Regions from separate parts of the Homo sapiens genome. Here regions 1 and 3 are each linked to region 2. The links are chromatin loops, found by intact Hi-C in ENCODE. Cell type or tissue: IMR-90. All regions are shown on one strand. Each heading gives the region's core, and the rest is flanking DNA. Links, peaks and the distances in the headings are about the cores only. Region 1 has its middle 63 kb from the start of TFB1M. Region 2 has its middle 39 kb from the start of NOX3. Region 3 has its middle 26 kb from the start of TFB1M.

The links. Peaks named below come from ENCODE experiments on the same cell type or tissue, not always from the same donor. Only the 100,000 strongest peaks of a DNase experiment are listed, where the experiment ranks them.
Region 1: a loop joins it to region 2, with 3 times the contacts of the local background. A loop is called at or near these places in 2 of 110 quality-filtered maps.
Region 3: a loop joins it to region 2, with 7 times the contacts of the local background. A loop is called at or near these places in 5 of 110 quality-filtered maps.

Annotation. Positions count from the first base shown.
Region 1 is chr6:155,372,818-155,382,953 of GRCh38, forward strand. No RefSeq gene overlaps it. Among named protein-coding and RNA genes, the nearest start is that of TFB1M, 63 kb to the left of the region's middle. In IMR-90, for the core only: no CTCF peak of the experiment used is centred there; a DNase peak (open chromatin) is centred at 4,454; H3K27ac peaks cover 600 bases.
Region 2 is chr6:155,490,039-155,500,174 of GRCh38, forward strand. No RefSeq gene overlaps it. Among named protein-coding and RNA genes, the nearest start is that of NOX3, 39 kb to the left of the region's middle. In IMR-90, for the core only: CTCF peaks have their summits at 5,286 (motif pointing left) and 8,545 (motif pointing left); DNase peaks (open chromatin) are centred at 3,753 and 5,223; H3K27ac peaks cover 3,314 bases.
Region 3 is chr6:155,335,179-155,345,314 of GRCh38, forward strand. No RefSeq gene overlaps it. Among named protein-coding and RNA genes, the nearest start is that of TFB1M, 26 kb to the left of the region's middle. In IMR-90, for the core only: a CTCF peak has its summit at 5,416 (motif pointing right); DNase peaks (open chromatin) are centred at 5,443 and 6,093.

The DNA of each region.
Region 1 (10,136 bases), core at 1,132-9,131, 120 kb before region 2:
TTCACATAATTCTTTGCTGACATGATGCCACTCCTGCCTCCGCAATCTAGGTGTCTTCACTGTGGTAGATGCTCAAACAAAAAAATGAGATGAGGACATGGGAATGAGGGCAGGAAGGAAACAGCCTCATCCTTGTATATATCAGAAATGCCACACAGAGGCAGACCTGGAGCTCATGCAGGAACTGCCTCTGACACGCCACCAAGATTGAGTGTTTAAAAACAGAACCTTAGAACACAGTGCCTGTTGCATATCAGGCACTCAGTAAATACTTGTTAAATTGATAAATGAATGTGCTGAAGAACAGCCATGCTTCCCCTTCCACTCCAGTGTATCCATCCTTCCTCCTTTTCTCCCTCCCTCTCTCTGTCTTTCTTCTCTCTCTTTCTCTCTCTCTTTTGGAAATGGGGGTATGGCTATCCTTCAGCACATAAATTAATCCATTCAACAAGTATTTACTGAGTATCTATTATGTGCCAGGCCCTGTTCTAAGCACTAGGGATAGAGTGGTGAACAAAGCAGACCTCAGTCTCTGTCGTCATGGAGCCCCAACATCAGAAGCTTAGAGATCCACCTCAAACACCTCCCTCAAACATTACAAGACACTCTTGCCTTCTTAGTCTACAGCAGTCATCAGGGAAATGAGTTCCATATGTTTATTTTTCATGGGGTAAATTGGTACTAAAGCTTTCTCATTCAAGCCTCAAGATGTGCTGCCAGGAATTATTCACCGAAGCCACACCTCTACCATCTAGACCACTAGTTCCTGAGATTTTTTATGAACCGCATTAAGAATCTGATGATCACTATACATCCACTGAACAGGAGAAATATCTATAGGTAATATAAGTATATATTTATGTATACACACTCACATATAAATATGAAAAAAATGTGCATGCCCTTTAAATAAGTTTGTAAACCTAAAGTCCATGGGCCCTGGGTTAAGGGGCATCACCTACTCTAGAAATATCACTGTTTTATATCCTTTATTTCATTTATATTTCAGCTATCACATTTATATTTTATAGACTGGAGAATGCCAATTATTAACACTGATTCTCATAGGCAAGTGTTTTCACTTCTTTGATCTCTTTGATCATTTCTTTGAAACATCTTGGCCCTTGTTAAGGTAGAAGGACTTTAAATGCACAGAGTATTCTAGCTGTGGATATACCATTATTTTTGAGAGTAGAATATTGGTTTCTGCATCAGTTTTGATCTTTTAGTGAAATCGGTATATTGCCTTTAGGGTATAGTTTGTAATGATGGCATGCTGCATAGTATTGTAGATGGGAATCTATCATTTTCCAGGTAATTGGCATTATACTCCCCTGAATGTATTCTGTTACGCTTGCCTATAAGGAATTTCATCTGCCAGTTTTCTGCGCCCATATGCAGTATTGTGAAGTTTTCAGTTTCCTCTGCATAAACGGCATAATATTTCACTATTAAAAATAACAGCGTCATGTGCAAATATGAGAATTTCATTGGAAATAATCTCTTGTTATGTCATATCATCCATTTGTGAATTGGAACAATTTAAAAAAAATATTTTTTCTTGCCCTTCTCTCGTTTTTTGGAGCCATCGTCAGCTATCTTCCAAGATAAAACAGTTAATGAAATTCCACGTTTGCTCCCAAATAATGTATGGCAAAACATTAGCAGTGGACATCTCTGGTTAGCTGGATTATGAATTATTTTAATTTTATTCTCTTTGCATCTCTGTACTTTCCACATTTACAAAGAACATATATTACTTTTGTAATAAGACATATTATTAAATCTACTTGATTTTTCGTGGACTTTTATCAAAGTTTTACTAAGTATTTAAATAAAGACACCTACTGGATTCTTTTTTTCATATGCATCCTTAGAAATATTGGGGAGGTATAACCTCCCCTTCAGAAACTCTTTTGCCTTTCTAGCTGTAGATTATGTCACACTGAAGTGTACAGGGAGCCATATTCTTTGGTCTTTACTCATGAATGCCTGTCACATTACTAGTTTGCCAGTCCTCCATTAAATTGATTTGTCTACACAAGTTTCAATGGATCCAAAATTTCACCCTTGAGTTTCTTCTAAACTCTTGGGTGGAGCCCGTTTAGTTCCAGTGATTACTCAATTGCAGGAGAGAAAATTGTGACCAAATGCATTATTGATTCAGCCAAGAACATCTAGTTTATTTATTGCTGTTTGATTTTTGTACCTGTGACTGATCTGCTTCAAAAGTTAATTTAGGAGCGAGAATGTCACTAATGCCTTCCTTTATACACTTATTCATTCTGCTATCTCCTTTTCAGACCTGAATGGACTTTTCATATCATGGTCATCAATCAATTGGTTTCATCGACTTCTGCTGCCCATGTTTCTAACAAAGATTTTATTACTGAGGTTGGTCCCTCAGAAATGTTGGCTAATTATTTTTTAGCTTTTAAAACTTTTTTTGTATATATTCTGCTATATTTGATATTCCTTATGATTTTTTCCACTTGGGCACACTAATTTTTAATATGATGCATTTTTCAACAGTATCTTTTCTTCCTAAACTTCACTGATAAAGTCTATGGAGTTCTGTTATTGTTGTTTTTACTGTTGAAATTCTCATCTTTTGCTCTGTGGCTTACATTTTTCATGGCCTTCCAAAATAGATTTTAAAATAATTTTCAAATTTTCTTTGGATTGTTATCTCACCTTTTAAACTTTTCTTACTAACATCACTTTTAAAAAATAATTTCCTTCTCAAACTAGGGCCCCATGTCATTGATTTTTTTTTAGGCAGACTCAGTCAGTCTGGAATCATGCTTATATGGATGTTTCCAACAGGGACTTTCTATCCAGCTCATACCCATTACATGGAGCCTTGGATAGAGGGTCCTTTCCCTGTAAGTTTTAAAATGGCATGTCATAGGAAGTAGCTGTCTTAATCAAAATCTTAACTTTACATTTCCACAAATTAATGTGTAGATAACTGAAGTTCCTCATTTATGACTACTAGTGATAATTTTGCAACTTTACTACCCTCTAGTATTTCAGGCTCTGTTGTATTATTTAGATTGGGCCTGGCAAACTTTTCTATAAAAGGCCAGATCCATAGACACTATGTAAACAAATGAGCATGGCTGTGTTCCAATAAAACTTTATTTATGGACTGAAATTAGAATTTCCCACCATTTCGATGTGTCATGAAGTGTTATTCTTCTTTTGATTGTTTTAACCATTTAAAAATGAGAACTTGAAAATTATAGAGAAATAAGCAGTGGGGCCAGATTTGACCTGTAGGCTGTAGTTTGCCAACCCCTAATCTAGATATTTAAGTATAGCATTTCTATCCACGGTGATTCTATCATATTTTGTTTTCTTTTACAGTTTTGCAACTTGTTTTTGTTGAAGACAAGTTTGTCCAACTCGCAGCCTGTGGTCTGCATGTGGCCCAGGATGGCTTTGAATGCAGCCCAATACAAATTCGTAAACTTTCTTAAAACATTATGAGATATTTTTGTGATTTTTTTTTTTTAGCTCATCAATCATTGGTGTTAGTGTATTTTATGTGTGGCCAAAGACAATTCTTCTTCTTTCAATGTGGCCCAGGGAAGCCAAAAGTTTGGACATCCCTGGTTTACAGTGTCTTAAAATACAAAGTCACATCTTCTCCTGTGTGCCTACACTATATCCTTCCTATACGGAGTTTTTGTTTGGCAGCAAGAGACTAGCTGGTTCCATACCTGCTAATTATATCATAGTCTTCATTTGTTGCCAAGTGTTCCCATATGGCCATTTGGTCTGGTAAGTCTTTAATGTTTATTTGAAGCAGTTTTGCATACTGAATTGGTCTTTCACTACCTCTTTCATCCATTAGTTCTTAGATTAGGGCATCTTTATTTTGTTATCCTTATTTTATTTTCCAGATATACCCTCAACCGTCTCCTTGATTGCTGTATTTGAATCTTAGATGAGTCAGATATTATGTTTCCATCCATTTTCCTCCCCATTCCTTACTTTTAAACTTTCTGAAACTTGCAAAATACCTTAACAGCCTTGTGCTATTTTACCTCAGATGGCAGCCTACTTTTTCTGTATAGGTTCTACTTATCCCAAAAGATATGCTGGTTCTACAATTCTCTTCCTTATATCATTATCTCGTCTACATATTCAGACACTGGAAATCTGCTTATCTTTAAAATTCTTCGTAGAATCTACTTTACTTGGAACTTGGACTGAAGTCACTTATAACTTAAATTTGGCCCAGGAGTGATTCAAACTGAGCCCCTACAATTGTTAACTATTTGTTTTCCCCAACATTAGCAGCCTGTTTTATGAAGGTTGCTGTAGGTGTTACAGCAGGCCATTATGCACATGGATCATGGCCAACACAGTCTATTTATGAGCCAGTTTATCTAACCTCATGGACCCAGCTTTTTTCTGTTCAGTAGTATCCCTTGTCTTGGAGATGTTTGGTTAGGATGACATGACTCAGAGAATCTCCTAGGAGGTGGATTCCAAACTAAGACTCATTACTTTATTCACTATTTAGGTATTTTTCTTTGGCGTAATGAAGATAGCATTGAAATCAGATTCAAGAGGTTTGAATTTTTATTCTGGTTACAAGACTTAACCAAATAAGTTAAACCAGTCTAGACCTAAGTTTCTTCTACTGAAAAACGAAGAATTTTCTGTAGTTGGCTTCCCAGACTCTACCTCTAACAGTCTAAGACTATATAGTAGATTGTATGTTAGGAGCAATGATATGCCCAAGTGGTCTGATATTTGGCATATGGAGATGTCATTTCTAGGACCATGACACTTTCATGTGAATTAAAGTCTTGCTATAGTTTGAATGCTTGTCTCCTCCAAGACCCATTTTGAAATTTAATTGCCATTGTAACAGTATTAAGAGGTGGAAAGTTTAAGAGGTGATTAGGCCCAGGAGGACATCACCCGAATGTGTGGGATTGGTGCCATTACAGAAGGGCAAATTCATCCTGCTCTTGTTCTCTTTTCCTTTTGCTTTCTGCCTCTGACACAGCAAGACGGCCCTTGCCAGAGGCCAGCCCCTTGATCTCAGACTTCCCAGCCTCCAGAACTATGAGCCAATAAATGTCTCTTTATTATAAATTATCCAATCTGTGGTATTTTGTTATAGTAGCTCAAAATGGACTAAGGTAAGTCTGAAGTTTTAATTGCTTATTTCTTTAATATGTTTCAGTGATGATGAAAATACCTGTTTGTCAGGACCTCAAAGAACTTTGAAAATTACCATCTTGACTATGCATATGAAGAATTGAAGGCACACAGAAAGGTAGAATTTGCTCAAAATGAGAAAAAAAGTACCAGGTCTCAGAATTAGTTACCAAGTTTTATAAATACTGGTTGAGTGTCCCTAATCTGAAAATCTGAAATGCTCCAAAATCTGAAATTTTTGAGAACAGAAATGATGATCAAAGGAAAGGTTCATTGGAGCATTCAGATTTTCAAATTTTTGGATTAGGGATGCTAAACCAATAAGTAAAATGCAAATATTAAAAAAAAATCTGAAATCCAAACACTTTTGGTCCCAAGCATTTTGGATAAGTGATACTCAACCTGTAGCAGTTTCAGTTAGAGCAAAACATTATCATTGGTTCCTCAAAACTATTTCTAATCATAGTTTCATGATATTTAGTGTATGTTCTTTCAGGTCAAAAGTTCAAACTAATTTTGATTTTTTATTCTCAAAATGACTTGTAAGAGTAATGACTATCCAAGGCAAAAGATCTCTCTTTCCTCTGGGTCCTCAGAACAAGCCTTTTTTTTTTTAATTTTTAAGTAAAGCAAGCTCTTTATGTAGAAGAAATTGAATTAAATGGTGAGACACCATTCAGATTTTGGATTTGGTATCTCTGCGGGTAGAAATGAGATGACTGAATTGAGACATAGAATTAAAGTAATTCATTTCAATATTAAATAATAAAAATGGATAACAGAGTATTTTCCTACTGTGTTTTTCCTATATTAGACACATTTTGCTGGTGGGGGTCAGCATATGTCACACGTGGTAAGTTGTACTCCAGTGGCACTATTGAACATTCACAGTGAGCGTTACTTCAGTTTTGACTACTTTGCCTGTGATGTTGCCTGTTGATATTCACTTTCTTTTGGTAGCCTTCCCTCTAGACTTCTGGCTGCTTATTTTGGCTCTCTGAGTCTAGCTTTTGGCCTCTCTTCTTGGTGTCTGCTGCCTGTAGCCTAGGGTAATACCGCATGTAGGAGGCTTCCAGAAATTGGTGTAGAGGGGGCTCTTTGCACAAGGCAAATTTGGGAGTGTTCTGACTTTGTGAATTTAACTTCAAACAAAGAAAATAGTCTATGACTTGGTGGCTTTTGTTGACATGGTGACTTCTAGATACAAAAATCAAGTAGAAAGATGATCTTCTGAATGTCAACTAGCCTGGCTTATGTTTTGGTGCAATTCCTGGGTGGAATATCAGGCAGATAAATCTATGGCAAGGCATATATAAGTGACATGCAGAGGATATACAGAAGCCACTTAAAATAATTGTCTTTAGTTACCAAAAGATAAATACTGTATGATTCCATTTGTATGAGGAACCTAGATTAGTCAGATTCATAAAGACAGAAAGGGTGGTACCCATAAGGGTCTAGGGGTGGGAGAATGAGGAGTTGTTGTACAATGGGTATGAAATTTCATTTTGTAAGATGAAAAGAGTTCTGGATTTGGATGGTAGTGATCATTGTACAATAATGTGAATGTGCTTAATGGCACTCAATTGTACTTTTAAAATTATTAAGATGGTAAATTTTATGTTATGTGTATTTTACCACAATGTAAAAATATGTAAAAATAGTTGTCTTTAGTTTATTTGGTTCATGTGTAGGTGTTTTCTGCACTCATCAAAATCCAAGGTATTTGTTGATTTGCATTATTAATTTGGTGACATACCCTCATAGGAAATATATCTGCTGATAGTTGAAATTATTAGGGAAGGAAGAGGTCAAGATGGTTACTGAGAGGGCTTCCATTTCAGCTCCAAGATTTACTTTAGTATTCCCCCAAGCCATAGCAAAAATTGATTACTAATTCCACACTTGCAGCACGTAGAGCTTTGTTCTTTTCCTCTTTTTAATTTGAAAAATTAGAATAGCTGGAGAGATGGTGGCAATTTCATACTTCACTCAGCTTCACTCAGAATGTTCAACTTCAACATTTCCTAACTATAAGATGGATATACAACCCATTTGCCCAGTTCTAAGAGTTTGATATGTAGATAGCTAGTTTATTAAGCTTTTTAAAAACACAGAGAACAGGCCAGGTATGGTGGCTCATGCCCATAATCCCAGCACTTTAGGAGGCCAAGGTGGGAGAATTGCTTAAGCCCAGGACTTCAAGACCAAACTGGGCAACACGGCGAGACTCCATCTCTACGAAAACAACAACAACACACACACAGAACAGAAATCGCAAGTCAACTGGTTTTTCTAAAATGCAGGCATATTTGGGCATTTCTACAGGACTCACAAAGCAGAATGTGTATCTATTTATATGAAGGACCTGGAAAAGAATTTATCTCAGTAGAAAAATTAGAGGCTCACGTGTTTGGTCCAGAATGTTGGGGTTTGAGAAGGTTGACACATGATAGCCTCTTTCCCCCCATCTGAATGCTAACCCAAGTGATAAGGTGGAATAAAGGAGATAGAGGGAAAAAAATCCAGTTTTATTACAGTGCTGGAAAGCATGGCTTAGGAGGGGCAATGGAGGCTTCCATCTTGAATCTCAGAATAGATAACCTCACCCCCAATCACAGGCAATGCCATAGGCTCCCGCTGCAGGGACAGAGTGTGCCATTGAGCTTTGGCATGTGGAGAATACACCAGAGCTTGAGTCCTGTATGGGCAGGAGCTGAGCTGCTCATGCCCAGTATTTGCTTCCAAATTTGTCAACGAGATAAAGCAACTCTCTTTCTTAGAGAAGAGTGAGGGAGCTGGAGAGTTTCCAAGAGTGTCCTCTCCCTGTTGTTTCTTCGCGTGAGAGAATGAAGCCCGGGCTCTGGAGCCTTCCCTCTTCCAACCCTCACCCCACTGCGGCACAGCTTGCTCGTCAATATCTTAGGAGATGTGTTCCTGAGTGGAGCCCAGTGCTATCATTCTGTCCAGTTTCTGTGGAACAGACTACATTTAGAGTGATGAAAAGCTAAAAGAGGAAGAAGAGAAATGCTGGGTTATTGAGAGCACAAGGCCTCACCAGCACTGGCTTTTGCAGCTTAGGCAGGAACTGGAGATGATGCTCCGAATCTACATCTATGCTCTCACCTTTGGGTGGCAGCAGCCTTCATGGTAACGTCAGCAGGCATCAGCAGCAGCACTGACAGCTTGGAAATAACAAAAACAACAATAATGATAAAAGCCAATATTAATAAGCATTTATTGTGTGCCAGGAATTCTGTTAAACAATTCACATGCATTAAATCATCCCTTTAAATGTTCTTATTATGAAAATTTGCATATTGAAAAGTAAAGTGTCTGAATAAGAATTACCCACGGATTCATCATCCACATCCAATAATTATATACGTTTTGCTGTATTTGAGTAGGTTTTTGGTGGAAGTATTTTAAACTAAGTAACAGATACGATGACAGTTCACTCCTAAATATTTCAATATACACCTCTGAAAAATAAGGACACTTACTACATAATCATACCATCATTATCACCCTTGTCAAAATTAGCAACAGCTCTCCAATATCATCTAATATTCAGCTATATTCAAATCTTCCCAATTCCCCACCACGAATGTCTTTTATAGCTCATTTGCTTTAACCAGAATCAAATTAAATGTCGCATTTGATTATGATGTCTCTTAACTATCTTTTAATATAGAAAAGTCCTCCTTCCTTTCTTTTTAAAATAGTACAATATAGCCTTTTTTTTTTTCAAAGAATGAATCATCACATTGGCTTTTGAAGGGACCAGAACTGTTGTCCTTTGTAACGTTCCTCCTTCTGTATTTGTCTCATTGTTTCCTTGTGGTGTCATTTAACCCATTCCTCTATCTCTTGTATTTAAAGTCTCAATTAGATTCAAGTAAAACATTTTAGCAAGAATCCTTCATATGCGTTGCTGTATGTGTTAAGTAGCATCACGCTGGGAGAAGTATCTACTTTCTGGTTGTCTCACCATTAATGACACTGACATTGATCATGATCTTAAGGTGGTGACAGCCTGACCTCCCACTGTGGCATTAGATCATCCAAGCCTCAGTGCTGTGGCTATCATGCACATTTGACTGGGATTAGGACTGCAGCATCTGACCCCAGATTCTTAGGCACTTTCTTCTCCTGACTCCTGTTAGCAGTGTCTTTAATCCATGTCAGAACCATGGCTGACCTTTGATGAGTGATACATTTCACCACCGTGAGCCGGTACAAGAAAAGAGGATAATGACAGAGAACTGTTCTGGGTATTCTCAGAATCATTAGCTATAAATTTATGAGAACAGAGTCAGATTTTTTTTTTTTTTGGTAAACTGGTATTATAAATAAAAATGTTCTCTGTTTACATTTTCACTCTTAGGCTATTTTGGCCTGCAAAAAAATATGGTTACACAAAACCAAGCGGGTTAGTAGCCACATTCCTACCCTAGTGAGGCAGATGTGGGAGTGAGTAGCTGCTGCTGGTGAAAGACTTGCAAAGTGTCAGGTGGGTCAGAAAAACCAGATGTCAACACACCCACTGTGCACATTCTTTTTTCTCTTAATCATATATATACTGCCTTGGATCGTTTGTTCTTGGTTTTTTTTTTTTTGTATGCCTAGTGTTATTTCCCTGCATGATTGTAAACCCTCTGAAGGCAGGCTCGGTTTTTGTCTTTTAGAAACAATGTTTATGTGGGAAGATAAATATATACAACTACCCCTATTCAAGACTACTTAGGGAAAATTGATTATATTTATCACGTGACCATGAGCCAAGGAGTCAATCTTTGAGCTCTTTCCTCCTCAGTTAGTGTTCAGCACTGGTCTGCACTGTGTGGTGGAAAGTCCGTAACAACTTGAACTGACAGCAAAAATGCCTGCAGGCTCACATACATGGGCTATGAGTAGAACACAAAACAAATACTTTTGCTCTGTCTTGGTTCTTG
Region 2 (10,136 bases), core at 1,052-9,051:
GTACCTTATAAGGTTGTTGTGAGGATTCAATGTATTCATGTACGCAAAAGACTCAGAAATAGATCTAGAAGCTAATAGGCATTATACAAATTTTTGATAAGATTATTGTCATCATTATTATTTTTACCCACAATCTAACATTACTCCTAAGAGATATTAAAATGCACAGACAGAGTTTGTTGTGTCTTCAGGTAGTGGCAATTACATGAGAATTTGGATAATTTTTTTCAAACTTTTCTATCAGCTGCAATCCAATTGTAAGTGGATTCGAGAATGAAGTAGGTAGAGTGTGAAGTTCCCTAGGAAGCAGGAGAACTTAGTTCTTACTTTAATCTGCCACTGGAAGTATGCAACTTTGGACAAGTCATATATAAATTCTGAGACTAAAACTCTCCATGTCCGAAACGAGGGTGTTGGAAAAAATGGTCTCTAAAGTATCAATAGCTTTAACTCCCAGTTAGTGTTGTGGAAACAAAGAGAAGACAAATATAAAGTTTTTCCCAGGGTGTAGGCTTTAAGATGGAGGACACCTTGGTGTTTTCTTCAGAACTGAAGTAGCAATGTCTAGAGTTGCCTTTTTCTCTTAGTAGGCACTCAGGAAAATTCTGTCAAAGGAATGTTAAAAAAAAAAGATACTCAAAATGCAAAGTGAATATCAGGTACACAATGGGTCTTCATACCTTTTTATTTTTAACTGATTATATGAGTTTCCAGAAATCTTTCTAGGAATTAGACCTAAATGCCTATCTTATCTTTGAAAAAAAAATTTAAATAGATTTGATTTTATTGTTAGCACATCAACACATATCTATTTCTATTGCTATATTAACAGACTGTAACTGAATCACGTCGACAGTTGCAAAATACTCTGTCTGGGTTACTTTATTAAACTAAAAGAATGGAAGATGCATAAAAAATTCCATTTATACTTGGTGTGTACTAAGTGAGCATCATGGAAAAGTCTAGTTCCTCTTAGGGAAACCACTTAAATGTAGTAGTCAGTTGGAAGGAACTATTGGACTATTATTTAGAGCAATCCTTTCACACTGATCAATGAAGATGAATTTTTGTAGAGTAGCACAATCAGATGTAGCTACATTATGCTTTCATAACATTAGCATTTGTTATATGATTGGAGAAGAGCCCAGAGATCTTGGAAGGTGAAAGGATGGGCCCCTTGAATCTGTTAGTGCTACTTCCACTTGCCCATTCAAAGTGACTGCTTCCAGAGATCCTATGGCATGTTATGCATCCTTGTGCTTTGAGGCCACTGAAATAGTATTAATTTTTTCATGCTGGAGTATGGATTTTTAAAATGCCAAGTTTCATTTAATTATATGGTGAAACCAAACCACACTTCTTCTTAATCAGAAATATTGTGAGGGCAAAGTAGGGAAACCCAATGAATTATAATAAATAATAGTGAGTTTTCCTATAAAACTTACTGAAAGATGCAACAGGTCAACCAATCTATGAACCTCTGGAGGGTAACAAGACAGTAAACTTGACATTGCACAGTATTTGACATACTGTGGTATTTGACATACAGTGAATCATTATTTACATTTTATCCAAAAACATTTACCTGAGAAAAGGTCATGACGTTAAATTTGGAGACATTTACAGCAATTGCCAAATGTTTACTATCTACATGAATGTCATGCTTCTCAGTCAAAAGCAGGTTGATGTGCTAAATGTCAATTATTTCAACTTGTTTGATGGTAGCACAGATTGCCAAGCAACATAAAAAGAGGTTTAATAAATATTATATACACTACTAACCATTAATCTTGCGTAGCAGAGGCTCGAGTTTTACATATAGAGGATTTATGACAAGCAACAGCTCAGGACATTAACGCTCAATTATTACAGTCCTGGATGGTGGCACTACCATTAGCTCCTGGAAGATCACCTTGTTTCTTCTGCTTCTGCTGCCACTTTGGAGGAGGCATCAGAGAGAATGGAATTATTTCAGGAAATAGCACTGTGATTTTTTTTGTGTGTGTTTTCCAGTCCTTTTTAGAATTAGCAGCAAAGGAGGATTACCCAGAGTTATGTTGGTGGGAAATTGAATTGTTCCATTTTTCTAACTGATTATAAGGCATTGTGATACTCTGCAAGAACTCCAAAGACTTCAAGAGAACAGCATACAAATGTTAAGTGGGATACAATAGCACCAATGGAATAAAAAGTGGTGAGGGAGCCAGCAGCAAGGGAAATGTGAATAGTTTCTAGCATGGTTTATCAGCACTAAAACTTGATGAAGGCAAGTATGAACTTTTTTCCTTTTCTTCTAATCGCCACATATGTACATAACAATGGACTCAGTGATATAACCACAAAACTCCCTTGAATTAAGTGATCAAGGTCAATATTCTGAAAAGAGCTAAAATGAACATGCACATATGCCATTTAGTCTTTCTTGATTTCTTTTCATTGGCATCTGAGTCTGAGAATAAACTCAGGTTACTGGCCAATGTTTGATGCTATCTGATAAGCACTTATTGAGCACTACTGGATGCAAGACATGGTACTAGGCTCTGCTATAGGAGAGCATGTAGTCAGGGAGGAAGATGGTAAAACAGTGCAAGTTAGACCATGTACCTATCACAAGAAAGGAAAAAACACAATTCCCCAAGGGTTTAGGAGGAGAAATCATGAGCAGTAGCAAATAAATCTTCATGGAAGCATTCGTGCTAAAGGCGGGTAGGGCACGCTCACATGGAAGCAAGTGTGGAAGAACTCTCAGGCTGGCAGGACACCAGGAGCTGGTGTGAAAAGGGTTGCATCACTGCAGGTGGGCACAATGGTTAGCTTTGCCAAAGTCAGAGGATTTGTGAAGAGAGTGTGGGATGTCAGCCTAAAAATGTAGGATTAAGGTGGCTGGTGAAGAATCTGGAGCACCAGGTAAGTTTGGTTTTTATTCTGGAAGCAAATAGAGTCACTGGAACTCTGAGCAGACCAGAGCTTGCTTGGTGATGTGGTTTGGCTGTGTCCCCACCCAGAGCTCCTATTTAATTGTATTAAATAGCTCCCATAATCCCCAGGTGTCGTAGAAGGGACTGGTGGGAGGTAATTGAATCAGGGGGGCAGGTTTTTCCCATGCTGTACTCATGATAGTGAATAAATCTCATAAGATCTGATGGTTTTATAAAGCGCAGTTCCCCTGCACATGCTCTCTTGCCTGCCACCATGTAAGATGTGACTTTGCTCCTCCTTCGCCTTCCACCATGCTTGTGAGGCCTCCTCTCTGTGAGTCCATTAAACCTCTTTTCTTTACAAATTACCCAGTCTTGGGTATTTCTTCATAGTAGTATGAAAATGGACTAACACACTTGGCAAAGATTAATCTGGGGTGGGGTGTGGATGGGGGGAGGAGGGTCAGGAGAGTGAAAATGGCATTCTGAAAAGAAGAGAAAAAGGGAGACTCAGAGGGGTTGGAATCAGGGCAAGAGGGGCAAGGAGACACACAGTCTTATTTTTAATGGTACATTGGCAAAGACAATCACAAGAAGCAGTGGCATTTCCTTCCTGGGAGATCCTTAACCTCTCACCAGTCAAGGGAGGTTTAAGTGTCCTTCCTTGATAGAAAGACAACTGAGCTAGTGGATCTCTCCATCCTTACAATAAAGGGATTTCTAAAAATGAGTGCAAAAATTTAGTCAGGAGTTTTCTTCCCTTGACTATGTGAGTAATCACAGAAGAATGCTTATGGTAAGCCTCTTACTTCCTACATGCAAATTCAATTCGCCTGAGCTGTTTTGCGGCTTATGCCAGACGTCTTGAGTCATCTCCCCAAGCAAATAATGTAAGCAGTTCTTTCAACATTGAAATGTGGATTTATTCTAGGACCGGAGACATATTACTAGTATTTTCCAGCACTGGCTCTAGGCTAGACAAATAAAGTTTACTTTTAAAAAGGTCAAAAGCACTTTCCAGACTCAAAGTCTCACTCCTTTCAAACTTCTAGGTCACCTGATGCTTGCAACATCATGTACTTATGTTAAATATTGAAGGTCTCTGATAAAATATAATAATATCAGAAAAGGCTAAGTCACTCTGTTATATTCACTTATTAGCCCAAATTAGTCCATATTCACTTATTAGTCCAAATTCACATTATATTTCTTACCAACCACCTAGTAGGGATTTAAAAAAATATTATAGGTAAATGATAGAGAAAGTAAGGGCTCTCCTTGAACAAGTAAGGCAGTGACCAAAAGAAGGCATTGGGAAGAATGGAGTACTTTCAGGAAATAACACCTTGATGTTTTCTTTGTGCTTTCCAGTCAAGTTGATGAATAGATAAGTAAACAAATGGCTTAATTCATAGTTAAAACTAACGCACATACTTACTACCTAATTTTAGCTAGCGTCTTGGGATATTCAATGAATTTGAATGTTATTTTTAATATTTGATTGGCTATATCTGTAAACCATAGACTTCTGTTTCAACTTCAGAGCACGGAACAATGGTTGGAAGTAACAGATGTTTTTTTCCCCACCAGAAGAAAGAAGTATAAGAAAATATACTTCTGCTCCTCAAATAAATAAAGGGTCAGTTCACAAAGTATTGAGTTACCTGAAGCCTGAGTAACCATGGAGTTTGTTTCACTGGTCTGCTGGGTAGATGGGATTTAGATATCAATTGGGTGGCTGGACTAAAGCGATCTTTAAAATTCCTCGCAATTTTGAGATCGTTTGCCAGAAGAGTGCTGAGGACGATAAAGTGATCATATTAAGAACTTAAGCCTGAAGAAAGTGGCTAAAATAACTCAATATGCTTTACATGTCTTAGCTAAGTGATGAATTGGATAGATGCAATACCTCTTGACTGCCAGCTGAAGGGTAAAAAGAAGGATAGGATTATATATAGTGCCAAGAGGAGGTATAATGAGAAATAATACTATGAAATTTACTAAAGGAAACTGAGATCTGAATTAGAAACATTTTTTCAAATTAGAGCTTCAAAATCTAATGTGTTTTGGCACCGTCTCCCAAGGGCAGCCAGAGAAGGCCTTTGAAGAGCTCTGTGCAGCCTTGGTTGGAGCCATTTAAGCAACATGCCCTTTAGAAAATAAAAAGCCTTTCCGGAGGACAGGGGGAAGGGTTGTGCAATTTCTTTCAACACAAAATATTTTGATGTGAGGATTTCTCCTTAGGTTTATCTTCCTCAGACCATTTCTTCTGTAAACAGGCTGCAAGCAGACCCAGGCTTGACACACACAGGCTGCAAATTAAGAAGAATCCTGGGGGAATGCCTGAAACAGCGCTCCAAGCCTGCTCCCTTGTGGTCATGGGGTTAGCAAGACAGCAGCCATGTCTTTGGATAGTTTCTGCCCTCTTTCCTTTTGGAAACTTGGTTTGGAGGAAGCCTAGGCACCTCTGCGTGCCGTTCTTCTCTCCCTTCCCCTTAAGCTAGTACTTCCAATTTTTGTCTGGTGACCCTCAGGCCAGCAGAGGTGGGGAGAGGAGAAGCCTGCCTTTTCCCCTCACGGTTGGAGCTCGGTGTTTCCTGATTATTGAAGCCCACTCGCTTTGCTTTTCCCTCCCTTTTCCCGGGGCCAGATCTGTTCTTCACTTCTCTGGCAAGTACACTCGCCGGCTCACTTGCCTTTTCTGAATCAAAAATGCCACCTCTTCACTTTTGTTTAAAATAGGGAGGCAGCAGCTCAATATATCTGATCAATATTAGGAGCCAAGAACCCCTGGGTCTGAATCAGAGCCCTGGATCTTTCTCACTGTATAACCTAACTTAACAACCATGGACAAATCATGGAAACACTCTAAAGCTCAGATTCTTTATTTGTAAACTGCGGATGTCCTATTTTTCTCACAAACTACCATGGGGATCAAAAGTGATGATATATGTATATGTAGTTTTGGTGGTAAAGTTCTATGTTACTGTTAGTTACTATTGTTCCCAATAAACTGGGTACATCTTTCTTTGGCCTGTTGTATATACAATAACCTCCCAGTGGGACTTTGTCCCTCCTAATAAGATCTAAGTTCCGCAAGAGGGAAAGGATGTTTACTGCCCTATTCTTTAAACCTATAGAAGTGTTCAGAAGGCCATGAGCATCTTTGAGGGCTAAAGAAATCTGAGGGAAGCTAGGAGGTTTATCTATTCTTTGGTAGACAAGGGGCGAAAGAAATCCATGTCCTGTGGCCATGGGAATGGAAGAGGGCAGTACAAGATCAGGACAGGTGGATGAAAGGAAAAAGGGGACTTAGTTTTAGATTTAGGTGCTTCTGGACTTTCTCTGATAGCAGGTATTATAGGCTAAATTGGTGTCCTATCTCCCAAATTGATGTTGAAAGCCTAACCCCCAGTATCTCAAACTGTGGCTGCATTTGGAAACAGGGCCTTTAAAAAGGTAATTAAGTTAAAATGAGATCATTAGGGTGGGCCCTAATCCAGTATAACTGGTGTCCTTCTAAGAACAAGAAATTTGGACACAAACATGTACAGAGGGAAGACCACGTGAAGACACAGAGAAGCATACAAAGGAATGAAGTACTGATGCCTACTGCAATCCACAAGCCACCCAGAACTGTGAGAAAATGGATTTCTATTGTTTCAGTCATTCAGTCTGTGGTTCATTGCTATGGTAGCCCAAGCTACTAATACAGAGGGCTTGGGCTGGTGTAGCTCCATGCTGTCTGGCTGAATAAACCCCACCCTGCCTTCCTAGGGCCTTCTTTCCTCAGGAGTCAGGCATCACCAAAGGTATAGACTTGGCTGTCTTCCTCTTGGCCAGGTGAATACCTGGCAGTGATGTGTTTCTGATACTGCATGTTGTAGTCATGGAAAATATTTGTCTTTGAAGCATCACCCTCTGCCCACGGTATGTAGTTCTACAGGTCTGTAAGAGCACCATTGTGTTCTAGGTACATCATGGTAGACCAGAGGCTGTCCAATGGCCGACATTTAGGTTGTTTCCTTCTGCGTGGCTGGGACTACAGGTGTGCATTACCGTGCTTGACTATTTCATTTTTTGATTTTTAGTACAGATGAGATCTCTTTACGTTGCACAGGTAGGAGAATTGCTTGAGTCCAGGAGTTCGAGACCACCTTGGGCAACATAGCCATACTGTATCTCTAAGACAAGTAATAATAATAATAAAATATTAGCTGGATTTGTTGGCATTCGCCTGTAGTCCTAGCTACCTAGGAGGTTGAGGTGATCACTTGAGCCAGGGAGATAGAGGCTGTGATCACACCACTGCAATCCAGCCTGGGTGACAGACAGAGTGAGACCCTGTCTCAAAAAAAAAAAAAAAAAAAAAAAAGAAGGCAGAATCTTCTGCTTCTGAGGATATAATTGGTGATTTATATCACTAGCCACTGTCCTGTGATATTAACAGGTCTTAACTCTTCACTCATGTTAATAATCCTGAGATGAGGTTCCTCCTCTGGAGTATTGACTCAGAGCTAGCAAATAAGTAATTGTGATCATTCCAAATCACTCACTGCACCTTAGAGAGACGTTTCCGCTCTTTGCAGTTCTTTAGTATCATTCTTAAAGTTTGTTACTAATCTGCTATGCATTAACTAATAATCAGTTATATTATCATCTCCCCAAAGCACAGATGATAATACGTCAATCCTGCTGTTTAGACATTTCAAAACATTTTATTCTCAAAGAAAAGTTAGCTAGGAAGCTAGCTGGGAAGGATAGTTCAAAAGTAACAAGAAAGCCCCTTTTAGAAGGATGAGGTTATTTCCTGGGCAAGATGCAAATACTAACCTGTGTGCTCCACTAACCCACAGTGGACCTCGTGTTCAATGCCTAAAAGAATAATTCAAAGGAAGTTTTCCAATATTCACTGTCAGTTGTGATAGCTTTGACATTGTAGTCATGGTATAAGAGTTAAATAAATTCAAGAGAGAAATATTTATCTAAACTCTCTGGCAATGGTACTGTTATTCTCTTTTGTTAGTGAATAATTGAAAAGGTATCAAATAGCAAAGTTTCAATTATTCATCAAGTTACTTCATTTACTAGACAAATGTCTATAGGCAAATAACTGATACTTGAATTAAAAACTGGCAACATCTCCACAGGTTTGCTTATTGGGTCATCATTGCTTGAATCCTCAAATATAAAAGCTTCATACAAATTGTCTATCAGTGGTTACAGAGGGAGTTTGGTATTTACATTAGTTTTCTATTTCTGCTATAACAAATTACCATGAATTTAGCACTTAAACAATACGCATGTATGATCTCATAGCTCTGAAGGTCTGAGGTCTGGGTAGAGTTTAGCTCAGCTAGATCCTCTGCTTAGAGTCCAGAAGGCTGATTCTTTCTGGACACTGAGAGATGAATCCACTTTTAGGCTCATACAGTTTGTTGGCTGAACTCCGTTCTATGTGGTTATAGGACTGAGGTCTCTATTTTGTTGCTGACTGTCACTTGGGAGCCAGTCTTTGCTCCTAGTCTGCCCATATTGCTTCTTATGCATTCATGTGAGGCCCCTCCAGGAGCAATAGGTTGAGTCACTTTTGTGCTTCAAATCCCTCTGGCTTCTTTTCTGGTACACCTCTGCTGCCTCCAGCTGGAAAAATGTTCTCTGCTCAATTTTTTTAAAATTTCTTTTTTAATTTATATATATATTTTTGAGATAGAGTCTCGCTCTGTCACCCATGCTGGAGTGCAGTGGCACACCCTTGACTCACCACAACCTCTGCCTCCTGGGTTCAAGAAATTCTCCTCCCTCAGCCTCCCGAGTGGCTGGGATTACAGGCTCCCACCACCACTCCTGGCTAATTTTTGTATTTTTAGTAGAGACAGGGTTTCACTATGTTGGCCTGACTGGTCTTGAACTCCTGATCTCAGGTGACCTGCCCGTTTTGGCCTCCCAAAGTGCTGGAATTACAGGTGTAAGCCACTGTGCCCAGCCTCTCTGCTCAATTTTAGGGGTTTATGTGATTAGATTAGGTCCACTCAGATAATCCAAAATAATCAACCCATTTTACAGTTTGTCACCTAATTACATCACGGGGTCCCTTTCGCTGTGTTTTGCAACATATTTCAGGTTCTAGGGCTTACACATGAGCATTTTATGGAGCTATTATACCGCCTATTGAATAACAAGGCAGTTTTTATAATCCAAAGCCTCGAGATTTTTGTTTTCTGTGTAAGAAGAATAAAACAAATAAAAAGAACAAAACAATGTACAAATATCCTCTGTTAGGTGATAAACATGAGTGTAGACAGTATAATCTTATTTCTGTAATTCCAGAGCATTTATTTTTCTGGAATGTTGTGATTTGCAACTTGTTCCTACAACACACCTTTTCAATCCTTCCCTCCATCTAGAATTTCAAGCATGTAGTGTATATGATGATCATGCCAGGAGGCCCAAAAGAAAGAGGTGCTACAGAACTATTTTAGCTTTCTGAATATTATTTTATTTGCAGACTTATAGAATATACGTGCCCTGATTCTCCCAGATTCTGGCTTCCTGTCACCCTCTTCTGTTTGTACAAATTATGTAGACAATATAGCTAGATCATGAAATCAAACCGCTGTGTTCTGAAATTCTGCCTCTATCGTATTCTTTCTGACTTTTACATTAGACCTTACATTGGCAGCCCCTGGGAACCAATATTATGTATTTGGTTCTTTCAACAAGACTAAACCTCTTTATAACTTCCCCATCTTGTGTCATTTAATCCTCCACTGACATCTTCAAGCCTTTCCTGTTATTACATGAAAAGATATTCATCTGGAAATGTCACCTCAATGTAAATGTTACAGCTATCAAAACTATGAAGTGTCTGAGATTTTATCCTATTTGCAAGCTAATAAGTTTACCTGTCACAGTTTCATGGATGCTTGTAGAAGATACGAGACTCCTGGGCTAGAGACAAAGGATATTATTACTCATGGCACTCACGAAGCAGGAACGTCATAATGTTCAAAATGTTTCCCTTGCGCCCTGATACCCAGGGGCATGATGTGGAGCAGCCTAGGTGGATACTCCACATGCAGTGGGTTTGCCTCATGCTGAGAAACTCTGAGCTTTTAAAGGGATCTCAGAAACCACTGTTTTAAAGGGGGCTGCCAGAAAATCTGCCCAACCTTGGCTTGAAAAGAGACATTTTATTATCCTGATTGCAGACAAATC
Region 3 (10,136 bases), core at 1,370-9,369, 150 kb before region 2:
GTGCACCCAAACCTAAGCAGTACACACTGCACCCTATTTGTAGTCTTTTATCCCTCGCCCCCCTCCCGTGCTCCCCCCAGGTCCCCAGAGTCCATCGTATCATTCTTATGCCTTTGCATCCTCATAGCTTAGCTCTCACATATCAATGAGAACATGTGATGTTTATTTTTCCATTTCTGAGTTACTGGACTTAGAATAATAGTCTCCAATCTCATCCAGATCACTGCAAATGCTGTTAGTTCATTCCTTTTTATGGCTGTGTAGTATTCCATTGTATATATATACCACAGTTTCTTTATTTACTCATTGATTGATGGACATTTGGATTGGTTCCATGATTTTACAATTGTGTTGCTATAAACATGTGTGTGCAGGCATCTCTTTAGAATAATGACTTCTCTTCCTCTGGGTAGATACCCAGTAGTGAGATTGCTGGATCAAACTACTAAAAGAACTACTTTTAGTTCTTTAAGCAATCTTCACACTGTTTTCCATAGTGGCTGTACTAGTTTACGTTCCCATCAGCAGTGTAGAAGTGTTCCCTCTTTACTGCATCCATGCCAGCATCTACTGTTTTTTGATTTTTTGATTATGGCCATTCTTGCAGGAGTAAGGTGGTATTGCATTGTGGTTTTGATTTGCATTTCCCTGATCATTAGTGATGTTGAGCATTTTTTCATATGTTTGTTGGCCCTTTGTATATCTTCTTTTGAGAATTGTCTATTCATAGCCTACTTCTTGATGGGATTGTTTGCTTTTTTCTTACTGATGTGTTTGAGTTCGTTGTAGATTCTGGATATTAGTCCTTCATCAGATGTGTAGATTGTGAAGATTTTCTCCCACTCTGCGGGTTGTCTGTTTACTCTGTTGACTGTTCCTTTTGCCATGCAAATGCCCTTTAATTAGGTCCCAGCTATTTATCTTTGTTTTTATTGCATTTGCTTTTGGGTTCTTGGTCATGAAATCGTTGCCTAAGAAGGGTTTTTCCAATGTTATCTTCTAGAATTTTTATAGTTTCATGTCTTAGGTTTAAGTCCTTAATCCATCTTGAGTTGATTTTTGTATAAGGTGAGAGATGAGGATCCGGTTTCATTCTCCTGCAGGTGGGTAGCCAATTATCCCAACACCATTTGTTGAAAAGGGTATCCTTTCCCCACTCTATGTTTTTGTTTGCTTTGCCAAAGATCAGTTAGCTGTAAGTATTTGGGTTTATTTCTGGGTTCTCTATTCTGTTCCATTGGTCTATGTGCCTATTTTTATACCAGTACCATGCTGTTTTGGTGACTATCGCCTCATAGTATAGTTTGAAATCAGATCGTGTGATGCCTTCAGATTTGTTCTTTTTGCTTAGTCTTGCTTTGACTATGTCGGCTCTTTTTTGGTTCCATATGAATTTTAGAATTGTTTTTTCTAATTCTGTGAAGAATGATGGTGGTATTTTGATGGGGATTCCACTGAATTTGTAGATTGCTTTTGGCAGTATGGTCATTTTCACAATATTGATTCTACCCATCCGTGAACATGGGATGTGTTTCCATTTGTTTGTGTTGTCTGTGATTTCTTTCAGCAGTGTTTTGCAGTTTTCCATGTAGAGGTAGTTTGACTCTTTTGTTAGATATATTTCAAAGTATTTTATTTTATTTTTTGCAGCTGTTTTAAAAGGGGTTGAGGTTTTGATTTGATTCTCCACTTGGTTGCTGTTGATGTACGGAAGAGCTACTGATTTGTGTACGTTAATCTTGTATCTGAAAACTTTGCTGAATTCTCTTATCAGTTCTAGGAGCTTTCTGGAGGAATCCTTAGGGTTTTCAAGGTAAACGATCATATCATCAGCAAACATTGACAGTTTGACTTCCTCTTTACCAATTTGGATGTGCTTTCTTTCTTTCTCTTGTCTGATTTCTCTAGCTAGGACTTCCAGTACTATATTGAAGAGAAGTGATAAGAGTGGGCATCCTTGTCTTATTCCAGTTCTCAGAGGGAATGCTTTCAACTTTTCCCCATTCAGTATTATGTTGGCTGTGGGTTTGTCATAGATGGCTTTTATTACATTAAAGTATGTCTCTTATATACCGATTTTGCTGAGAGTTTTAATCATAAAGGATGCTGGATTTTGTCAAATGCCTTTTCTGCATCTATTGAGATGATCATGTGATTTTTGTTTTTAATTCTGTTTATGTGGTGTATCACATTTATTGACTTGTGTGTGTTAAACCATCCCTGCATCCCTGGTATGAAACCCAGTTGATCATGATGGACTATCTTTTTGATATGTTGTTGGATTCAGTTAGCTAGTACTTTAAGGATTTTAGCATCCATGTTCATCAAGGATATAGGTCTGTAGTTTTCTTTTTTGGTTATGTCCTTTCCTGATTTTGGTATTAGGGTGATGCTGGCTTTATAGAACGAATTAGGGAGGGTTGCTTCTTTCTCTATCTTGTGAAAAGGATCTCTGTCAAAAGGATTGGTACCGGCCGGGTGCAGTTGCTCACGCCTGTAATCTCAGCACTTTGGGAGGCCGAGGCAGGCAGATCACGAGGTCAGGAGATCGAGACCATCCTGGCTAACGTGGTGAAACCCCGTCTCTACTAAAAATACAAAAAATTAGCTGGGCATGGTTGTGGGTGCATGTAGTCCCAGCTACTTGGGAGGCTGAGGCAGCAGAATGGCATGAACCCGGAAGGCGGAGCTTGCAGTGAGCTGAGATCGCGCCAGTACACTCCAGCCTGGGTGACAGAGCGAGAGTCCGTCTCAAAAAAAAAAAAAGGATTGGTACCAATTTTTCTTTGAATATCTGGTAGAATTCTGCTGTGACTCCATCTGATCCTGGACGTTTTTTTGTTGGTAACTTTTAAATTACCATTTCAGTCTGTTCAGGGTGTCTAATTCTTCTGATTTAAGCTAGGAGGGTTGTATTTTTCCAGGAATTTATCCATCTCTTCTAGGTTTTCTAGTTTATGTGTGTAAAGGTGTTCATAGTAGCCTTGAATTATCTTTTTCTTTTCGGTGGTATCAGTTGTAATAATGTGAGATTATTTAGATCTTCTGTCTTCTTGGCTAATCTTGCTAATGGTCTATCAATTTTATTTGTCTTTTCAAAGAACCAGCTTTTTGTTTCATTTATCTTTTGTGTTTTTTTTTGTTTCAATTTCATTTAGTTCTGCTCTGATCTTGGTTACTTCCTTTCTTCTGCTGGGTTTGGGTTTGGTTTGATCTTGTTTCTCTAGTACCTTGAGGTGTGACCTTAGATTATCTGTTTGTGCTCTTTCAGACTTCTTGATTTAGGCATTTAGGGCTATGATCTTTCATCTTAGCACCACCTTAGCTATATCCCAGAGGTTTTGATAGGTGATGTCATTATTATCATTAAGTTCAAATAATTTTTAAATTTCCATCTTGATTTTGCTTTTGACCCAGTGCTCATTCAGGAACAGATTATTTAATATCCATGTATTTGCATTGTTTTGAAGGTTCCTTTTGGAGTTGATTTCCAGTTTTATCCCACTGTAGTCTGAGACAGTGCTTGATATAATTTCAATTTTCTTAAATTTATTAAGCTTTGTTTTATTGCCTATCATACGGTCTATCTTGGAGAAAGTTCTATGTGCTGTTGAATAGAATGTGTATTTTGTGGTTGTTGGATGGAAGTCTGTGAAGTCCATTTGTTTTAAGGTATAGTTTTAAGTCTATTGTTTCTTTGTTGACTTTCTGTCTTGATGACTTGTCTAGTGCTATCAGTGGAGTATTGGAGTCCCCACTATTATTGTGTTGCTGTCTCTCTTGTTTGTTAGGTCTGTTAGTAATTGCTTTATAAATTTGGGAGCTCCAGTATTAGGTGCATATATGTTTAGGATTGTGATATTTTCCTGTTGAACAAGGCCTTTTACCATTACGTCATATCCCTCTTTGTCTGTTTTAACCACTGTTGCTTTAAAGTTTGTTTTCTGTGATATAATAGCTACACCTGCTTGCTTTTGGTTTCCATTTGCATGAAATGCCTTTTTCCACCCCTATAAGTTTATGTGAATACTTAGGTGAGTCTCCTGAAGGCAGCAGATAGTTGGTTGGTGAGTTCTTATCCATTCTGCAGTTCTGTACCTTTTAAGTGGAGCTCTTAGGCCATTTACATTTAATGTTAGTATTGAAGGTACCATTGCATTCATCATGCTCTTTGTTGCTTGGGTACTTTGGTTTTTTGGTTTTTGTTTTTGCTTTTTAACTTGTATTTTTGTTTTATAGGTCCTGTGTGATTTATAGTTTAAAGAGGTTCTGTTTTGATGTGTTTCCAGGATTTGTTTCAAGATTTAGAGCTCCTTTTGGCAGTTCTTATAGTGGTTGGCTTGGTAATGGCAAATTCTCTCAGCATTTGTTTGTCTGAAAATGACTTTATCTTTCCTTCAGATATGATGCTTAGTTTTGCTTGGATACAAAATTCTTGGCTGATAATTGTTTTGTTTGAGGAGGCTGAAGATAGTCCCTTCTAGCTTATAGGGTTTCTGCTGAGAAATCTGCTGTTAATCTGATAGATTTTCCTTTATAGGCTACCTGGTGCTTCTGTCTCACAGCTCTTAAAATTCTTTCCTTTGTCTTAGCTTTGGATAACCTAATGACAATATGTCTAGGCAAAGATTTTTTTTTTTTTTTAAACAGTTTCACTTTTGTTGCCCAGGCTGGAGTGCAATGGTGCGATCTTGGTTCACCGCAACCTCCACCTCCCGGGTTCAAGTGATTCTTCTGCCTCAGCCTCCCAAGTGGTTGGGATTACAGGCATGTGCCACCACGCCCAGCTAATTTTATATTTTTAGTAGAGATGGGGTTTCTCCATGTTGGTCAGGCTGGTCTCAAACTCCCAATCTCAGGTGATCCACCCACCTCGGCCTCCAAAAGTGCTGGGATTACAAGCGTGAGCCCTCTGACTTTCAAATAGTCTGTCTTTGAGCTTACTATTTCTTTCTTCCAATTGACCAGTTCTGCTGTTGATGCTCTCTATTGCATTTTTTAATCTCATTAATTGTATTTTTTACCTCCAGGATTTGTTTGATTTTTAAAAAGTTATTTCAATCTCTCCCTTAAATTTCTCCGATAAATTTCTGAATTGATTCTCTGTGTTTTCTTGAAGTTTGTTGAGCTTCCTTAAAACAGCTATTTAAAATTCTTTGTCCAAGAGATTACACATTTCCATCACTTTCAGGGTCAGCTTCTGGCACCTTATTTTGTCTGTTTGGTGAGGTCATATTTCCTTGAACGTTCTTGATGCTTGTGACGTGTGACCATGTCTGAGCATTGAGGGATTAGGTATTCATTTTAGCCTTCACAAATTGGCCTTGTTTGTGCCTGTCCCTGTCAGAGGGCCTTCTAGGGATTTTAAGCAGACTGTCTTGGTTTTCCTGAGCCTGTGACCACTGTAGCTGTCTCAGCACTAGAGGACACTATAAGCTCAGGCTTACTCCAGGTCTTGTGAGGATTCCAAAGTTTGTGTGGCCTTCTGGCTCAGATGAGCCTGGTGAGGACCCAAGGAGGGTACTGGGGCTGAGTGGGAATACTGGCCAGTAAGTCCAGAAGACTGTCCTGATGGCTCAGATGGGTATGCCTCCCAGCAGGTCTCTGCACAGGTGATATAGGTCCCTGACTGCAGCTAGAGGGGCTGGATTTGAGACTGGGTCCCCTTGGGATCTGTTGTGAGAAGGAGACTGGCGGGCCTGTCTCATTGACTCAGGCATGCATCACACAGCAGGTCTTTGAAAAGCAACGTTCTTCCTTGTTACAACAGTATGGGCTGGAGCTGAGGCTGGGCCCCTTTGGGATCTGTTGTTAGCCACAAGTTCACTAAGTGCCCTGGTCATTGTGATTTGTACCATTAGCCTAATTCATCTGTTTTAGACTCCCAGGTCAACCCTACCCTTCTAGATTGACTTTGCTCCCCTTAGCCACAAATAACATCTTGCCTCATGGGGGAGGTACATCACCTATTAGCAGGAGCAAATAAGCTCTTAGAGATGGCCTGAGGAGCTTGCCTAAGCAAAAGCATGACTTTATGACATAGTATTTCTAGGATGACTGTATGTTCTGGTTTGCCTGTGACCATCTCAAGTTTATGTTTGTTGTCCAGGCATAATTATTAATAGTGCTCCAGTCATTGTCATTATTTGGATGAAATACGGTAACCCTACAATTTTCATCTGAGTAATGGGAATAAGATTGCCAACCCTTTTAAAAATTACACAGTAGTTCCTCCTTATCTGTGGTTTTGCTTTCTGTGGTTTCAGTTACTCATGGTCAACTGCAGTACAAAAACATTAAATGGAAAATTTCAGAAATAAACGAGTCATAAATTTTAAATCAAATGCTATTTTGAGAAGCACAATGAACTCTCATGCCATCCTGCTCTGTCCCACCCAGGTCCTTAATCATCCCTTTGTCCTGTGTATCCACCTGCCCATTACACTACCTACCTAGTTAGCCACTGACATCATGTGTTCCTGACATCCAACCATTGACATAGTCATGGCTTGATGATCCAGGATCACCCAAAGCAGACACTCTTCCTTCTGAAGGGTCATCAGAAAGTCAAATAGTTGCCTAATGCTGCATCACAATGCCTACTTCATTCACCTCATTTCATGTATCATGTAGGCATGTATCATCTCAAATTATCAGAAGAACAATGAGTACAGTGTAATAAGATATTTTGAGAGAGATAAAGAGAGCAAGCACATCCACATAACTTATTGTAGTATATTTTTGTAATTGTTCTATTTTATTATTTGATAATGTTAATCCCTTACTGTGCCTAATATATAAATTAAACTTTATTGTATGTATGTATGGAAAAAGTAGTATATATAGGATTTTATACTATTTATGGTTTCAGGCACGCACTGGGGCTCTGGAACATGTCCCCCATGGATAAGGGGAAACTACTATAATGCTATTTAGCAGATCAAATGAGATTATGTTTATGAAAATCTTTTAAAGGGATTTGAAGACAGCCTGCCCTGGCTGCATGAGGTGATGGCATTATTTGTTGTTGTTATTATCTGTTTTGGCTCATGCAGACGTATTAGTTCAAATTCCATTTTCTTGGTTATTGGATATTTTTTAGACTGTTGAGGTCAGGAAACAAGTTATCTTCAGCTTCGAGAGGTGTTATTATATATACGGTTTCATTAGCAGTAAAAAATCTCATTGTTTCAAGTAAACACTTCATTTAAAAATACAATTGATTTTTACGAAATAGAACCATACTACTACTACATTTTTTTTCCCCACTATTCATGCTGGACTTCTAAATGATAAAAAAGGAAAAAGATATATGAATAGAATTTTAATCACATGGTAAACAATAAAGCACCCATTATAGAAACAGCATAAATAAGAAACAAAACATAGACTACCTAACCCTGTATGTATGGTGTGTGTACGTTTGTGGGTAGTTTTAATGAAATTTAAGAAATGCAAACTTACTAAGTGTGCATTTTCCTGTACCTGTTAGTATTGAAATAGACAAATATGCTTAGCAAGAAAGGAAAAAAATTGGGGTGGGTAACCAATAAGTTGATAAATAAGGTCCCAAATAACTGAGAGTTTACTGTAGTTTAAGCAGTCACATTACTTCTTTTTAGCAAAACAGATAAACGATCACATCTGTAATTAAACTCTGGTCTGATTGCATTGCTATATCTAAGTGTTTGCCTCTGGTGTAATAATGTGCTTTCTCAAATGGGATTGCTTTTCTATTGCTCTTTATTCCTGAATGACCTGGTCTTTCCTGAACCAGGGAGAAAATGTGCTTTATAATGAAATAATGATTTCTTTCAAGGTTTAACAGTATTATTTGCTAAGTTATCTCTTTTAGGGTCTCTAATGATGCCTCCAGGCAGTGAAGGAGTTACTTTTCCTCAAGAAGAAAATTAAAAAATAGAAATGGAAATTTTCATAATGGAAAATTAAAAGTGTGAGTTCCTTAAAAGGAAGAAAAGCTTTTATGGATCTCACAGGAGGATTCTTGGTTACTCCACTAAGCAACTTCGCCTGACCATTTTTTTTTTTTAAGTAGTGAAATGTAATGTGTGTTCGAATGTCTTAGAAGTTCAAACTTTTAGCCTATATGTTCTGTTTGGCCTGAGGCACTAAGAAATAGTATGAAATTTCATATAGAAATATGGATTTTTGGCTTCCCTTTAAAAATTTTTTACATATCAACAAGTTAGCTGGCTGTCCTTCTATTGATGCCCTCATTAGAGGCATAGGGCATTTGTCAGTCCTTTGTCATGTCACTTAGCTAACAGACTTGGTCTTAAAGTTTGCAACTCTTAATCCATATTGTCATTCATTTAAAAAATTATACAGACATGTTATATGAAAAACTTTGCTCAAGGAGCTAAGCCAAGATGCACATGGCCTGTTACTTAAGGGATCTTATGGAATACCAGATCACTGATATGTTCAGTGGAACGCATTCCATGACACATGAGTTGAGATGTGTTCCAGATTTCTGCTTTGGAAGTTCACAATGCATGTTAGCATATTAAAGGCTTTGAAAGCCTCCAGTAATGAAACTGTTATATATTTAACCATTATTGAAGAAAAAAAGGGCTAGTTCTGGGGAACACACTTTGAGAAATGGTGATCTGTAGCTTGGCTGTAAATTAAAGGAGGCTATTAACATTTACATATTAATAAATATAGGAAATGAATCAGAGACCTAGAAGAGTCTCATACAAATATATTCACAGGGAAAAAATAACTGAATTCAAGACTCTTCATCTTCTATTTGGAATAAGGTCCATAAGGTATAAAAGCTCATATGCCTTTTTTTGTAAAACACTAATATTAGATGGAGCTTTATATTTTCTGTTTTTAAAAAATTACCATTTGCATAAAGAAATTTTCTAAAATTTAGTCATTATGGCAAGTGGGAAGATTAAGTAAATATGGACTGTTTTGAAGACTGATTCACTAATACATTCGTGTATTTCTTTAACACAGCCAAGTCCTTTGGATTTTACCTTGTAAATATCCCTACTATGCATACACTCCTCTCTAACTCACTGGCTCCCTATAGTGGCACTACTGTCATCTATCTCAGGGTGACTGAAGCACCTCCCAACTGTAATACATTTCTTACACTGTATCCAGATGAACTTTAAAAAATGAAAATCTGATGTTTCTTGAAAGCTTGGAATGGCTTCCAATTGCTCTTAAAGACCAAACTCCTTATGATATCTGCAAAGCCTCATGTGATCTGGGCCAGCTCTGTCTCCAGCCTCATCTAATTAAAAAAAAAAACCTGTTATTTTAGGTTCAGGGTTCATGTGAAGGTTTGTTATATAAGTAAACTTCTGTTGCAGCTGTTTGTTGTACAGATTATTTCATCACCCAGGTGTTAAACCTAGCACCCAATAGTTATTTTCTCCACTCTCAAGTAGACCTCAGTATCTGTTGTTCCCTTCTTTTTCTTCATGAGTTCTCATCATTTAGCTCCCACTTATAAGTGAGAACATGCGGTATTTGGATTTCTGTGTAAGTTTGCTAAGAAGCTATGTTAGTTTCTGTGTTAGTTTGCCTCCAGCTCCATCCATGTTCCCACAAAAGACATGATGTCATTCTTTTTATGGCTGCATAGTACTCCTCGGTATATATGTACCACATTTTCTTTATCCAATTTGTCATTGATGGACATTTAGGTTGATTCTATGTCTTTGCTATTGTGAATAGTGCTGCAGTGAACATTCTCATGCATGTGTCTTTATGGTCAAATAATTTAAATTCCTCTGGGTATATACACAGCAATGGGACTGCTGGGTTGAATGGTAGATCTTTAGATCTTTGAAGAATTGCCATACTGCTTTCCACAATGGTTGAACTAATTTACACTCCCACCAAGAGTATATAAGTTTTCCCTTTTCTCTGCAGCCTCACCAGCATCTGTTATTTTTTGACTTTTTATAATAGCCATTCTGATTGCTGTGAAATGGTATCTCATTGTGTTTTTGATTTGCATTTCTCTAATGATCTGTGATATTAAGCTTTTTTTTCAATGTGCTTGTTGGCCACAAGTACGTTTTCTTTTGAAAAGTATCTGTTCATGTCTTTTGACCACTTTTTAATGGGGTTGTTTGTTTTTCTCGTCTATT